Linked DNA regions of Mus musculus: all the other regions are linked to region 1. Evidence: chromatin contacts called from ENCODE Hi-C data. All regions are on one chromosome and are shown on one strand. Each heading gives the region's core, a stretch centred on a gene start or an enhancer-like site at or near the end of the contact. The rest is flanking DNA. Distances are from core to core; before and after follow the strand shown. Region 1 has its middle 24 kb from the start of Zap70. Region 2 holds the start of Vwa3b (von Willebrand factor A domain containing 3B). Region 3 overlaps Tmem131 (transmembrane protein 131).

The links. A loop is a pair of places that touch in the nucleus more often than their neighbours do.
Region 2: a map of v-Abl transformed pro-B cells shows a loop between it and region 1 (3-fold over the local background). The contact joins the promoter of Vwa3b here to the enhancer-like site in region 1. A Hi-C loop is called at or near these places in 1 of 37 maps with a recorded cell type or tissue (v-Abl transformed pro-B cells).
Region 3: a map of v-Abl transformed pro-B cells shows a loop between it and region 1 (2.5-fold over the local background). The contact joins two enhancer-like sites. A Hi-C loop is called at or near these places in 1 of 37 maps with a recorded cell type or tissue (v-Abl transformed pro-B cells).

Annotation. Positions count from the first base shown.
Region 1 is chr1:36,783,599-36,787,947 of GRCm38, reverse strand. No RefSeq gene overlaps it. Among named protein-coding and RNA genes, the nearest start is that of Zap70, 24 kb to the right of the region's middle. Within about 2 kb of position 2,526, at least 1 of the 3 ENCODE cell types and tissues checked has a DNase peak (open chromatin) inside an H3K27ac peak, as active enhancers do.
Region 2 is chr1:37,026,738-37,031,086 of GRCm38, reverse strand. Vwa3b (von Willebrand factor A domain containing 3B) reads right to left here and starts at 1,774. Exons shown (of 28, transcript NM_001370828.1): 1 at 1,659-1,774.
Region 3 is chr1:36,917,782-36,922,130 of GRCm38, reverse strand. All of the region lies in intron 1 of Tmem131 (transmembrane protein 131), which reads left to right. Among named protein-coding and RNA genes, the nearest start is that of Tmem131, 20 kb to the left of the region's middle. Within about 2 kb of position 1,808, at least 3 of the 3 ENCODE cell types and tissues checked have a DNase peak (open chromatin) inside an H3K27ac peak, as active enhancers do.

The DNA.
Region 1 (4,349 bases), core at 1,277-3,776:
GCCACCAAACGCAGACACTATTGCATACACCAGCAAGATTTGGCTGAAAGGACCCTGATATAGCTGTCTCTTGTGAGGCTATGCCAGTGCCTGGCAAACACAGAAGTGGATGCTCACAGTCATCTATTGGATGGAACACAGGGCCCCCAATGGAGGAGCTAGAGAAAGTACCCATAAGGGGTTTCTAAAGGAGCTTTATGCCTCTGGAATAAGGTGAACGAAGCCACACCTGATGGTTTTCTGTTTCTTTTCTACATGCACTTGGCTAGAAGTCTTCATACTTCCTGCATTCGCAGTGGTAATCTCTCTTTTATTTCTGGGTGTAAAGTTAATATTTTATTCAAAGACGACATGCAATTGGGAGCAATGTGGGATGAGGAGATGGCAGAAGAGTTGAAGGGGGAGGGGAGCATCAATAAAATCAATTTATATTGTATGCATGTGTGAAACATCCAAAGAATAATAATATACTTTAAAAGTCATTTCTGGCTTTGATTTGACAAGATCCAACATTGTGGTGCTATAAGGGCAATTAAAAAAAGTAACAGGGAAGAAAATAGTCTAATAAAATATTGAGGTATTATAATAAAATATCATCATAATAAAATCAATAGAATATTCTATAAAATATGAAATTTAAGAAGTATACTTGTGAACTTCCAAGAAGACAAAGAACTAAGAAAATTCTTTTTTTAGCTCTAAGGGTTGGAGAGATGGCTCAGTGGTTAAGAGCACTGACTGTTCTTCCAGAGGTCCTGAGTTCAATTCCCAGCAACCACAAGGTGGCTCACAACCATCTGTAATGGAATCTGATGCCCTCTTCTGGTGTGTCTGAAAATAAATAAATCTTTAAAAATGTTCGGCCTTATTATTATTGTGTGTAAGCATGAAGCGTTGTCTGTCTCCAGAAGTCCTCTGTCGGCTCCAGCAGAAAGTCAGTATTCATTACCCTACTCTGTCTAGTCCACTCTGTGGCTGCCCCAGACTACCCACGTGAAGGGAGCACAAGGCCCGTCCAGTAAGGTCCGGTTACTTCACTTCGAATGATGCTTCAAGGTTTCACATATTATAGCAGGTGCCCAGATTTCACTCCTTTTATGGCCAAATAATCCTCCCTAGCCGTTCGGGATGAATTTGGCTCATTTATCGCCTGGTGAAATAGGCTCATGCATTTTCTCTCTCCAGTATTCATCACTGCCAAGAACCGTCTCCTCGCCCTGCTCTCTGTGCTTCTGAGAAGCTAAAGAGCCTGCTCAGCAGTTAGCAGCATGTTCTTGCAGAGAACTGGAGTTCAATTCCTGACACCCATATCTGGTGGCTCACAACCACCTTTAACTTCAGCTCCAGGGGCTCTAGCGCCCTCGTCTGGCCTCCCTGGGCACTGCATTCAAGTGCGCAAATCCACACTGACATGCATATACAACATCAAAAATAGACGCGTTTCTCATGTGTGTGGTACATGTGTGGTATATGCATGTTCATGTGTGTGTGCTTGTGGAGACCCAGTGGAGGAGGAGATGCCAGAAGCTCACATGGTGAGACATGTCACCACCCAGCCCTACACCCCCCACAAATCAGCCACCAGAGTCCTGAGCCGTGGGGCCTGCAGATCGCCCACCGTATCTATTCATCAGCTGGCTCCACCCAGTTCAGACTCTCAGCTTAACAGGTGCTACAGACATAAGTCCCCAGTTTCCCCCAGAGCCCAAGTCCAAAATAGCTGTCCCTAAAGCCATGCCACCTCCAAACCCACTTGGTCTGAGGCCCTGTCCCATCCCTATAGGCTGTGGGATCCCAACAGTGAGCCTAATGGGCAGTGCAGACTGGGGACCCACTCGGGAGGCTGAGGCAGACAGCGCATGAGTTGAAGGCCAGCTTGAGCCAGAAACTGAGCAAGCTGGGGGAGAGCTTACCTAGTACGTGCAAAACTTGGGGTTCATTCCCCTGCACCCCATAAAACTAAGAATGCTGGCCCCTGCCTGTAATCCCACCACAGGAAGTGGAGGCCAAGAGGAACAGAAGTTCAAGGTCGCCTCTAGCTACACAGACTTTTAGGCTATCCCGGACTTCAGGAGACCCCGGCTCAAAAACAAATAAACGAAAACGGGGGCGGGGGAGGGGGCTGGGGAGCAGGCGGAGTAAGTTCTGTTCCCAGCACTTGAAAGGTGGCCAACGACCATCCATACCCCTAGCTCCAGGGGACCTGACACCCTCTTCTGACCTCTATAGTCACAAGCACGCATGGGATGCACCGACGTACGTGCAGGCAAAACATTTACAGGTGCAAAAATAAAGCCACGAAACTGAATGGTGACTGAGTCACGCAGTCGTTTCTTCTCCGGACATGTAAAGGCTGCGAGTACAAGGCAGGAGCCATCAGCTACAGAATGTCGTGGTCTTGCTGGATCAGGGGCGACATCCACAGGCAAAGCAGAACCTGTGGTTAAGAGAAGTCTGTGAGACCGAGGGACGGGGCTGCAGGAGCAGATGATACTGGAAAGGAACAAAGAAAGATGTCCCTCCGTACAGCCTCGTGGGGCGGCGGTGGGCTCAGTCCTTACTCTGAACCATTCTTCTGCGCTTTTCCTAGGCTGCTGCTGCCCCTCCCCCTCCTCCTGGCTGCTGGTGGCAGAGAAAATGGGAGGGTTTCTCTCTAAAGCCAGGTTCAAGCGTCAGGGCTTTAAGCGTCCTTGTAGTTCCCGGTACCTTTGAGATCTTCCCACTGGTTTTTCTACATTTACTTTCCCTTTTCAGTCGACGCGCCCATAGAGAAACTGAGGCACGGGAGGGCTAAACAACCTGCCCCCGGGGCAACTGGGGCTAAATCTATAAACAGCAAAAAAGCGTGCCACACTAAAGCAGAGGGCTACGCTAAAATACAAAGGCGCAAGAGCCTGGATGTATTCTGCGAGAGGGTGCGGAGCCCGGGTCCCAGAGGCTGGCAAGAAGCATCCTGCAAACCGGCCTGGAGTGAACCCTCTGCAGGCGGCGGAACTGACGGCTGAAGATCAGAGGCGAGTCTGGATTCTGTTCCCTAGCCAGAAGCTGCCAGAATAAGGACAGGTGAGCGCCCTGTGCCAGGAACTGAGCCCACCTTTGCTTTTACTGTGGCGCCACCTTGTGGCATTGTTTTAGAACTACAACCTCTTCAGAGGATTCCGTCATTGCCAAGCCTTTCCCAGTGTACTAGATACCCACGTGGATGTTTTAATACCAAACCAATTAGTGATGCAGACGATAAAATAAATAAAAACAAAAACGTATTTATTTTCTTAAACGTTTGTGCAATAATATGTGTCATTGGGCTGGAGAGATGGCTCAGCGGGTAAGAGCACTGACTGCTCTTCCAGAGGTCCTGAGTTCAATTCCCAGCAACCACATGGTGGCTCACAACTGTCTGTAATGGGCTCTGATGCCACTTCTGGTCTGAAGACAGCGACAGTGTACTCACATGCATTAAACTAATTAATTAATTAAAATATATAATTATCCAATAACAAGTGAATTTTAATGCAACTGAAATATTTGCAAAAGAAACCATTTCCAGCAGCCACAAAATCCTACCACTGAGGAAATTTCTTTCTTGATCAACTTATTAGTTTTAAAGAGATTAAAGACTGTTTAAGTTTTAATATTGTCTATGAATTAGTAATACAGCTTACATATGCAGTAGTAACGTCACCTTCTAATGAAAAACGCATATCTCCCTATTCTCAAGGCACTGCTAAGGGGTTTTCGCTTGGTTTTGTTCTGGTTTTTTGAGTTTTTTTTTGTTTTGTTTTGTTTGTTTTTTGCCTGTTTGGAGTGTGTGCTGTTGATATAGGATCTCATTATGGAACCCAGGCTCGCCTGCAACTTATAACCTCCTCATCTCAGCCCCGTCAGTAAATCTTCAACACAAAATGAGGCAGAGTAGGGAAGTACTCAGCACTCAAGGGTGCTTACTGCCTTTCTAGAGGAACCAAGTTCGATTCCCAGCACCTGTGTCAGACATCACAATCCCAGGAAATTCCAGCTCCTTTGGCCTTCCCAGACACCTGAAAGCATGTACAATTCACTCCTGAGACGCAGACAGACAGACAGACAGGCAGGCAGGCAGGCAGGCAGACAGGCGCACCGTCACGCACGCACGCACCTAGGAGTACAGAATGAAAACTAATAGTTAAACCAAATTAAGCTCTGTACTGGATCTAACGTTATTGTCTCAGCATTGTCCTGCTGACCCTATGTGCGTGTGTCAAGGCTCCGGGGCTCCTCGCTGCCCTCAACCCCATTTAACAATTCTCCTGTGACCCTCACAAAACTTCCAGAACCTTCCCAGAGCATCTGGCTTTCCACCACAAATAACA
Region 2 (4,349 bases), core at 525-3,024, 240 kb before region 1:
CGCCACATTACTGTATAACAGGCACTACCTATACTATTGAGATGGATTAAATCAGCCACTCATAGCAGCTGAGAAAATCCTGATTGTTCTCAAACAAGGCAAAGATCGGGTCCTAGAAAAGTTATGATCAGGAAGTAGCTATCCTTTTAAACACAAGACACATTGTTTTCTGGGTGTGGCTATGCTATCTATTTTCTGTGGTTACTTGGGAGTTTCCTCTGAGGCAGAGAGGATACATACTGGCAAGGTCTGCTTTATAGTGTGCAATAATGTTACCAGTGGTAAGGTTTTTGTTTTGGTTTGGGTTTTGGTATTTTGAGACAGAGTCTGACTACATAGCTCAGACCAGGCTTGACCTTGTGGCATTCTTTGCTGCAGCCTCCTGAGTGCTGGGATTACAAGTATATATACCACCACCTCTGGTTGTCCGCAGTCCTAAAAACTTGGAGTTGTCCATCGAGCCATTGAGTGCCAGGGACAGGCAAAGCTCCCAGGACAGCAGGAAGATTAAGATGGATAAGACCTTTCATCCCAACACTTAGGAAACTGAGGCAGGAGGACTGGGATCACGCTAAGAGCCCTTCTTTGTCGGCTGCTATGCACCTGCCCATAGTGAGAAGCCAAGAACAATCCAGTCACTGTTCTTACAAGCCCTGGACCAGAGTCTAACTTAGACTCTATTAATTCAATTTGGATCCTTGGTAAACGTATGATCAACACCTCCAATCTTCATCCTTGCTAGTTTCTAAAAAAAGAAATCTGTGCATGGGGGAGGGAGGGAGGGAGTAGTATGGAGGGGTAGGAGATGGGGAGGTATGTTGTGGGAGTTCTGAACTCTGATTCTTCTGGGAAGAAAGGAAGCTGGGATGAAGTTCCCTGATGTATCCTGTTACAATTCTTAACAGTCTTATTCTTTCTATCCTTAAAAGGCAAAGCTAGGCTAAGAGCATCGCCTCAGATAAACGTGGGCAGGGTTAAGGGATTGAAATGGTCTGTGGGACACACTGTTGAGAACAGGACCAAGAATTGAAAACTGGGCTCGTGGGGTGGGGGTGGGGCTGTTAGGTCATCGCCGAGAAGAAAAGAAATGGAGAACTTCTGAGAAGATTAGAAGAACAACTACATGAGGTTAAAAGTCCATATTAGAAAGTGAAAGTGATGTGAATGCCCCCAAAAACCAAGAGGCAAGCAGAGGCTTTCTCCAGACTCAAACCTTTCACTCAAGAAGATCGCTTTGAGTTTGGATTGTTAAGTTTTGATCATTGCTTCTCAGAAATGAGTTTCTAATATACTGATCAGTATGCTATGTCCTCTGACTAACTTTGGCCTCTGGATAGACAAGCATTAGGGAGCTGAGCTTCTGCAAAGAGTGGGGGTGGGGGGAGAGCCCTGGGTAAGAAGGGCTCGCACACGTCTGCGACTTTGACTCTGAAATCCAGCTCTCAAGTGGGTGCGGCCTGGCCACTGCCCTTTCCCAGCAGAAGCGAGGTCCAGCTCGGAAATTACAAACTTGTTTTTTCCCTCACACAACCAGTTGGAAACCTGGAAGATCTGGTCTAGAAGGATGGTATCCCCCACTTAGTAAGTAATCTGTCAGTTGCGAGGCCAGGCGGCTTGCGTGCGTCAGCGACCCTCCCACCCTCCAGGGCCTCACTAACCAGAGCAGGAGGTGGGCGCGGCCAGCATCCCACTGCTGGACAAGGCTGTGACTCCCCCTGATGCTGGCGAAGGGTCCCCGCCTCGGGCACAGAGTTGCGGGAGTCCAGTTTCTGTTGACAACCACATCGCTGCAGTTGCTAAGACACCGCCAATCACAGCGTGGCTCGGGATCCGGCCCCGCCCACCAATGAGCCCCTCAGAGGGAGTAAAGAGATGATGGGGACTGCGAAGAAACTGGATGTTGGTGTTGCAAAACCAATTTGGTCCACCCGGAAAGAGAGCAGCCTAAGGCTCGTCCTCTGCGCCTGACCCTGGGAAAGTTGACAGCGGCAAATATTAGAGATTAGGTTAACAAATATTCAGATGGGCAGAAAAGCAGACGACTGCCCGCTGAAGGAAGCCTGTTCTCTCGATTTACTTCCGGCAGATTACCGCAGCCCGCGCCTTTTGTTTTGATTTCTCCCTCGGTATTATAAAGAGATCCTTTCTTCATTGCGTCTTTAAGGGAAGGAAACCTAGAGTTGGAGCGGTTCGTTACAGGTGCTCAGCTAGAAGGGGTGGTCAGATGAGCGTTCACAGTTTTGCCAGATTGTAACTTTGGACACAAGAGCTGCCAGGATCAAAAAAAAAAAAAAAAAAAAAAAAAAAAAAAGATTGTGAATAAAACCTCCTGGAGAGGAGGGGGGAGGGAAGCTGTGTCCGCAGAGACTGATTTTGACTGATTAGAATTTCAGTTCTGCAGAGAGGTTAGAATGTTGCTGTTCTGAAGGCTAATTGCCTTATCTTGGGCCAGTTCTAACCCCTCTTGGAGAGCCATTCCTTGCCCACTTCTGTGACCAAACTAACCTCTTGTGACTAAAAGATAGACGGACAACTAGCCTCCACCAATCCAAAGGCTAAGAATGTCCCACAGCATCTTGAAAAGCTTTCCCCACTCTCACCGTGCCTGCTTCTCTGGTGTGCCCTCCAAGGTACTTTAAATTTATCATGATTTGTGACTTTCTTTGTTCTATGAAAAGTTCATGAAACTGCTTCCACGTTGGAACATGGAGTTTGGGGTAAACTAAATCTGTGTTGTACAGGGCCACAGCTATTCAAAATGGCTCCAGAACAGGCTTGCTTATACCCTCTAAGCTGAGAGCTGTGGTTTTTGCAAATCTACAGGTAGTACTCCTATAGGGATTCGGTACTGCACTCTACCTAATGCTTATTTAGTCTTGCCTTACAAGCATACAGATGGCTCAAAATGCAAACCTGCCATTCTTCAAGCAATCACACTCACACAAAAATGTGCTTATGAAAATCTATAAGTAAAAGATTCTATAAGGGCTGGAGAGATGGCTCAGAGGTTGAGAGCACTGATTATTTTTTCAAAGGTCCCGAGTTCGATTTCCAGCACCCACATGGTGGCTAACATCTATAATGAGATCTGATGCCCTCTTCTGAAGTGCAGGCAGAACACTGTGTACATAATAAATAAATAAATAAATAAATAAATCTTTTTTTTAAAAGAGTCTAGAGTAAGCCACATGAAGCAAACCAATAAGCAGCATCCTTCCGTGGCCTCTGCATCAGCTCCTGCCTTTGCATCGGCTCCTGCCTCCAGCTTCCAGACCTGCTTGAGTTCCTGTCCTGACTTCCTCCAGTGATGTAGTATGATCTGGAAGTGTAAGCCAAATAACCCTCCCCTCCCCCCCAAAAAAAGATTCTATAAGCCAAGTTTTGCCTTAATGTTTGAATATTAAATTGTGTTTTATATTTTTAAATTGAAGAGCTGGCCTTGAGTTTTTGTAAACATATATACATGTTTGTGTGTGTGTGTGTGTGTGTCTGCACATGTGTGTGGTGGGTGGAAGTCAGAGAAATCTTGTGGGAACTGACTCTCTTATTCTACCACATGGTTTCCAGGGAGTAGGATAGGGGGTGTTGAACTCAGGTTGTCAAGTTTGATAGCACCTTTACCTGTCAAGCCACACCAATGGCTCCATTTCTTTTGTTTTCTCATAGTGTTTGAGTCAAAGATCTAATTTAAAAAAAAATAACTAACATTAGAAACAATTCTCTCTTCAACAGAGAAGTCTACTGTATCCTCAGGGATTAATTTTTCTTCATTCCTTTGTTGCCTTAGTGATTTTTAAAAGTACTGAAGGTTCGATCCTTAATCATAAATCATTCTGTAGAGTTGTTTGAATGCACAGCTTTGGCGATACAGAGAGCAGCTTCGATTCACACCACCAACGTTAAAATTCCAAAGCCAAACAACTTAAACCAGCCACACTTACCAAAACCACAATCATCCTGCTGCCCACACCCTGCCAAACCAATATTCCTGGGCCATGCTGGTGACAAAGGACAGAGAGTCCACTGTACTCTCTCAGCACTCTCACTAAGCACTCTGACTTTACCTCCACCCACGCTCGCTCTCCTTCCTGGGACATTTGCCACAGTCACTGTGGTCAACCGGGGCCCCTTAGATTAACATGACTATAACACACATGCTAATCAAAACAACAACAACATTAGAGGGCCAGAGAGGTGGCTCAGCAGTTAAGAGCACTTGCTCTTCCAGAGGTCCTGAGTTCAATTCCCAACAACCACATGGTGGTCACAACCATCTATAATGAAATCTGATGCTCTCTTCTGGTGTGTCTGAAGACAGCTACAGTGTGCTCATATACATAAAATAAATA
Region 3 (4,349 bases), core at 559-3,058, 130 kb before region 1:
CTGTACACTCTCTATGGACAAGATGATTTATGTGCATTTCTAAACAGTTAGGTTCTCACAGCTGCTTCCACCGATGGCATTGTCACGTGTCATTTCACATAGTTGCTGCTGCAGCGATCTCTGGGCTCAGTGTTTGACCTCTGTCTTCAAATGTTTATATCGCAGCTGATAAAACTCTTAAGGCAGACCTCACAGTGCATGGGGAGTCAGTGATGTCAGTCAGTCATTCTCTGTCCTCTTGTCTTTCCCCCATCAGCTGCATTACAAACTTGCCGCATCAGAGAGGGCTTGAGAGGGCTTTGATGCGGGTCAGTGAGCTGGAGGGTGGCGGTGGCGGTGGTGCTGGGGCTGGGGCTGGTTTGGAAGTGCGCAGGTGTTGGTGGCACCTGCTGCTGCTTTACTTTCTTGTGCTTTGCTACTGCACGTCCAGGGTGAAAATGAGCCACAGGCCCAGAAGGGCAGACTTTTGGAAGCTGGTCAAAATGCTTGATGATGCTTTGTCTTTGTGGCAGAACTCAGTCTGAGTTGTCATCCTCTCTGCTGGCCCTAGCCCTGGGACCCAGTCAGCAAGCACGTGTCCTTTTATTTCACCCGGCTGGTTTCTGCCTAAATTCATTGTCTGCTGAATAGGTCAGAGGTTCTCAGATGAATGCTCTTATATATTAGTTTGTCATTTACTAACCATGTAGTTCCCTGCATGGAAATTCCAAATGTGGGCTTTCCTTGACTGAAATGGACGTGCCTATGCTTCTTGTATTCTCAGGCACTTTGTCTAGGTTGAGGAATGTTAGTGTCCGGTAACTTTTTACGTAGAGACATTCTGCCCTTTGTTCTGTCTTCACTATACTCTTAACTTTGGCTTGCATCTCTACTTACATCTTTTTACCCTTTTTTACTCAGTCAAGCTGCATAATGTTATTGCATAATTCATCGGTACCTTTATTCTTATTGAACAGTCACAGGCAGAGTGGAGCTAAGGATGGACCCCAGTGAATCGGTAGGCATTGCTTTAAGGTGGTATTTTATTTGAATAGTGTATGCCAACTTTTCATTCCATTCCCTTGCATAGTGTTCCAGTAGGAAAGCAAGTTTCCTAGTGTATCCCCTGGAGGACGAGTCTCTTGCTTTCTACTTTTAGCTTACAGCAGCACTTTTCCTGGCAACATTTCAGTTCTGGCCATAGCTGCACTAGGATAGTCATTCCCAGTCCACAGGAGGAGAGGTGGACCACACCAGCCGCCCGGGATCTTGGATTGCAGAGGTGACTGGCCTGGAGGCAGATGCCCCGACCCCTGCAGAGCTCCACCCCAGACAGGGTGTTTCCAAAGGTGCTGAGCAGAATTTAGAGCAGTGACTAATTTGCATTATATGATAACATCTGGTAGGTAGCTCTGGAATCAAAGAAGGGAAAATATGAGCCAGCTACATTGGGGAGTGTGAACTTGGAGCATTCTCTTCCTGCTTCTGGTCCTGAAGTATCTTGAAGATACACACATTAGGTTGTTTTCCTGTGAGCAGACTGTCTATAGAGAAGGATGGAACAGTCTTCACCAGGTGGGTGTGGAGATAGATTCTGACTCACTGCAGGACTGCACTCAGACTCAATGGCAGCCTATCAAGAGGCGTGCCAGCCCAGAGATAAGCATTGGAGATAGCAGAGAAGGCTTGAAAGGCTCAGTAATGAGGATCTGTAAAGGAAATGGTTTTGAAAACATAAGATAGGCATTTAAGTGTCTGCCTTAAGAGAAGGGGGAGGTAACCGGCTAGCAGAAGCCAGGAAACAGGACCCAAACAAAGGCAGCCTGGCCTAGTGCCTGGGAGGACCTGGTGCTAGAACAGCAGTGTTTGTTTATCCAGGCACACACTGCTGCTCCTCTCAAGGGGCTGGCTCGAAGTCCAAGTTCTGGGTGACCTCAGTGCCTGTAGCATTGGAGATAAAAGCTTAACCTAGATATACCCAGTAGTTACAAATTGTTCCTTAGTGAGTGAATTTATCAGCTAACTAACATAAATGTTGCCATATCCTCTTTATTGTAATGGGAGTTCCTTAGAAAACTGGTTTGAGTGGAGAGCTGTAGATGGCCTGTAGTCCTTGATAACAGTAGCCAGGACGCTTGCTCTGGCCAGTATCTGTCTGCAGCATATGGGACAGGTGGAGGCTGTTGAGAGTTCCCCTTGCCTCCTGCACTTCCTGTAAGCCAGCACTGCTTGACTGGTTGTGAAGATTTCTGTTTGTATCTAGGCAGCTCCTCTGAGGGTGGGACTTAACTCTCAGAGGCCCCATTGCAGTGAGATAGAGGGCCTGCTAGTTTATCTGTGGTACACATGGCCCATGGCAAGGGCTCAGTAATTCTGCTTAACCACAAGTGGGACTGGCTCATGTCCCACTCATGTTCACCTCAGAACTTTTCGCTGCTATCTTAAAGTCTTAATATACTAAATATACTTAATATTAAAATGCCACCTGAATTTTCAATTGACTTTTTTACATTTACTTTGTGTGTATATGGCACATGTGTGAAGGTCAGAGGACAACTTGTGGGACTTGGTTCTTTCCACTGTGTGAGCTCTGGGACTAGAACTCAGTAGTTAGGCTTAGCAGTGAGTGCCTTTACCAGATATTTCATCCCACTGGACCTTTTAAATATATTCTATTTGATTATATACAGATTCTGTGAGCCCCTATCTAGTAGTTACATCTCATTTTTTGTCTTGATTTTTTTTTTCTTTTTTTTCTTTTTAAAGACATGGCCTCAGGTAGCTCAGCATGGCCTGTGTAGTCAGAGATGACTCTGAACTGCTGCCCTCTTTGCCTCTATCTCCTAAGTGCTGGGATTACAGATGTGTAACACCATACCCTGTTTATTTGGTGCTGGGACGGAATGGAGGGCCTCATGCATACTAATTAGACAACACTGTACCAGCTGAATTGTTTCCACCCCTTTTACATCTCTCTATTCAGGCTCCAGCCAGGTTAGACTGGACCCTGGTAAGTTTATTCATGAAGTTTTATTCAGTAGTACCATTTCCTAAGCTAGACCTGGAAACAGTCTTTTATCTGATGGCTGAACAGATTCTAGGCAGACACTTGCTTACTGGTGGTTGCTGTGATGGGCCTGGAATTGGGGGCAGGAGTGCACTGGGGACGTTGGGGAAGGCACACCTCAGGACACACTCAGTGTGAGTCAGTCTGTGTGTCTCCTATAATGATTATTTTCTTATAAGTTCAGCTTTTAAAAAAGCTTTTGGGATCCCCAAATACACAAATGCCATCTAAAGCTGTCATTGTTCAGGATGAGTGACCCATTTGGGAGCTTAGGCAGTAAGACACTGTATCTTTGTTACAAGGCATCTTTGTCTGCAGACTCTTGAATTTCTTTTTTTGCCTTCTGCCTCCTACCTAAAAAGGACAAAACCAGAACAAACAAGAAAAGATAGCCACAGGAAACAGTGGTGGAAGGCATTGCTGCAGGAGGTGGGAGAGAGTGTGTTAGGATTAGAGACAGCAGCATTGAGACTCCAGGACTGACTGACTTCGACCAATCAAGGATCCTGAGTCTGGCTTCCCTTAGACTAAATGGGAACAACTTTAGTTTAAAGATTCTCTCCGCTACCCACCTTTACCTTCTTCTCTCTCCACTGGCAACTCTCTCGAAAAGGTTCTCAATGCAGTATTTTATTTAGCAGGTATTATTTTTTACTATAATCTAAGTACTTATTTAAATACCTTTCCATTTAATCTTACTATTTTTTAAAAATAGGTGTTTGTGCGCATGTGCACACATATGTGTGTGCGTGCCTGCATGCGTGTGTCAGGGTCCACAGAGGCCAGAAGAGAGCATTGGTTCCAAGGAACAGGACTTAGAGGCAGTTGTGAGCTGCCCCATGTGAGTGCTGGGAACCACACTTGGCTCCTCTGGAAGAGCAGCAAGCACTCTTAACTGCAGAGCTGTTTCGATGCCTTTATTTTTATGTTTCCTCTTTTTGACCTGGTCTGGAACTGAAATAAATGGAACCTTTTCAGAGAGCTGACTTCATGGCCACATATGAATAGGTTTAGCTCTCACGCTGTGTAATGATCCACATCATCCTTACCCCAGTGCTTTTAATATGCTGCTGTTCTTAGGTAGAATGTAAGGAAGACATATAGTCATTAGCTTCTAATATGTATATAACCTATATATTGATCAGCTTCTAATGGGGAGAATAGTCATGGTGAAGGACTTAGGGTGGAATCAAGCTAACTCAGTTTTGCTGAGTCAAAGTGATCTGGGACTCACCATCTTCCTGCCTCAGTTTCCCTAATACTGGGATTGCAGGTGTATCCCACCATTTCCAACTATAAGTAT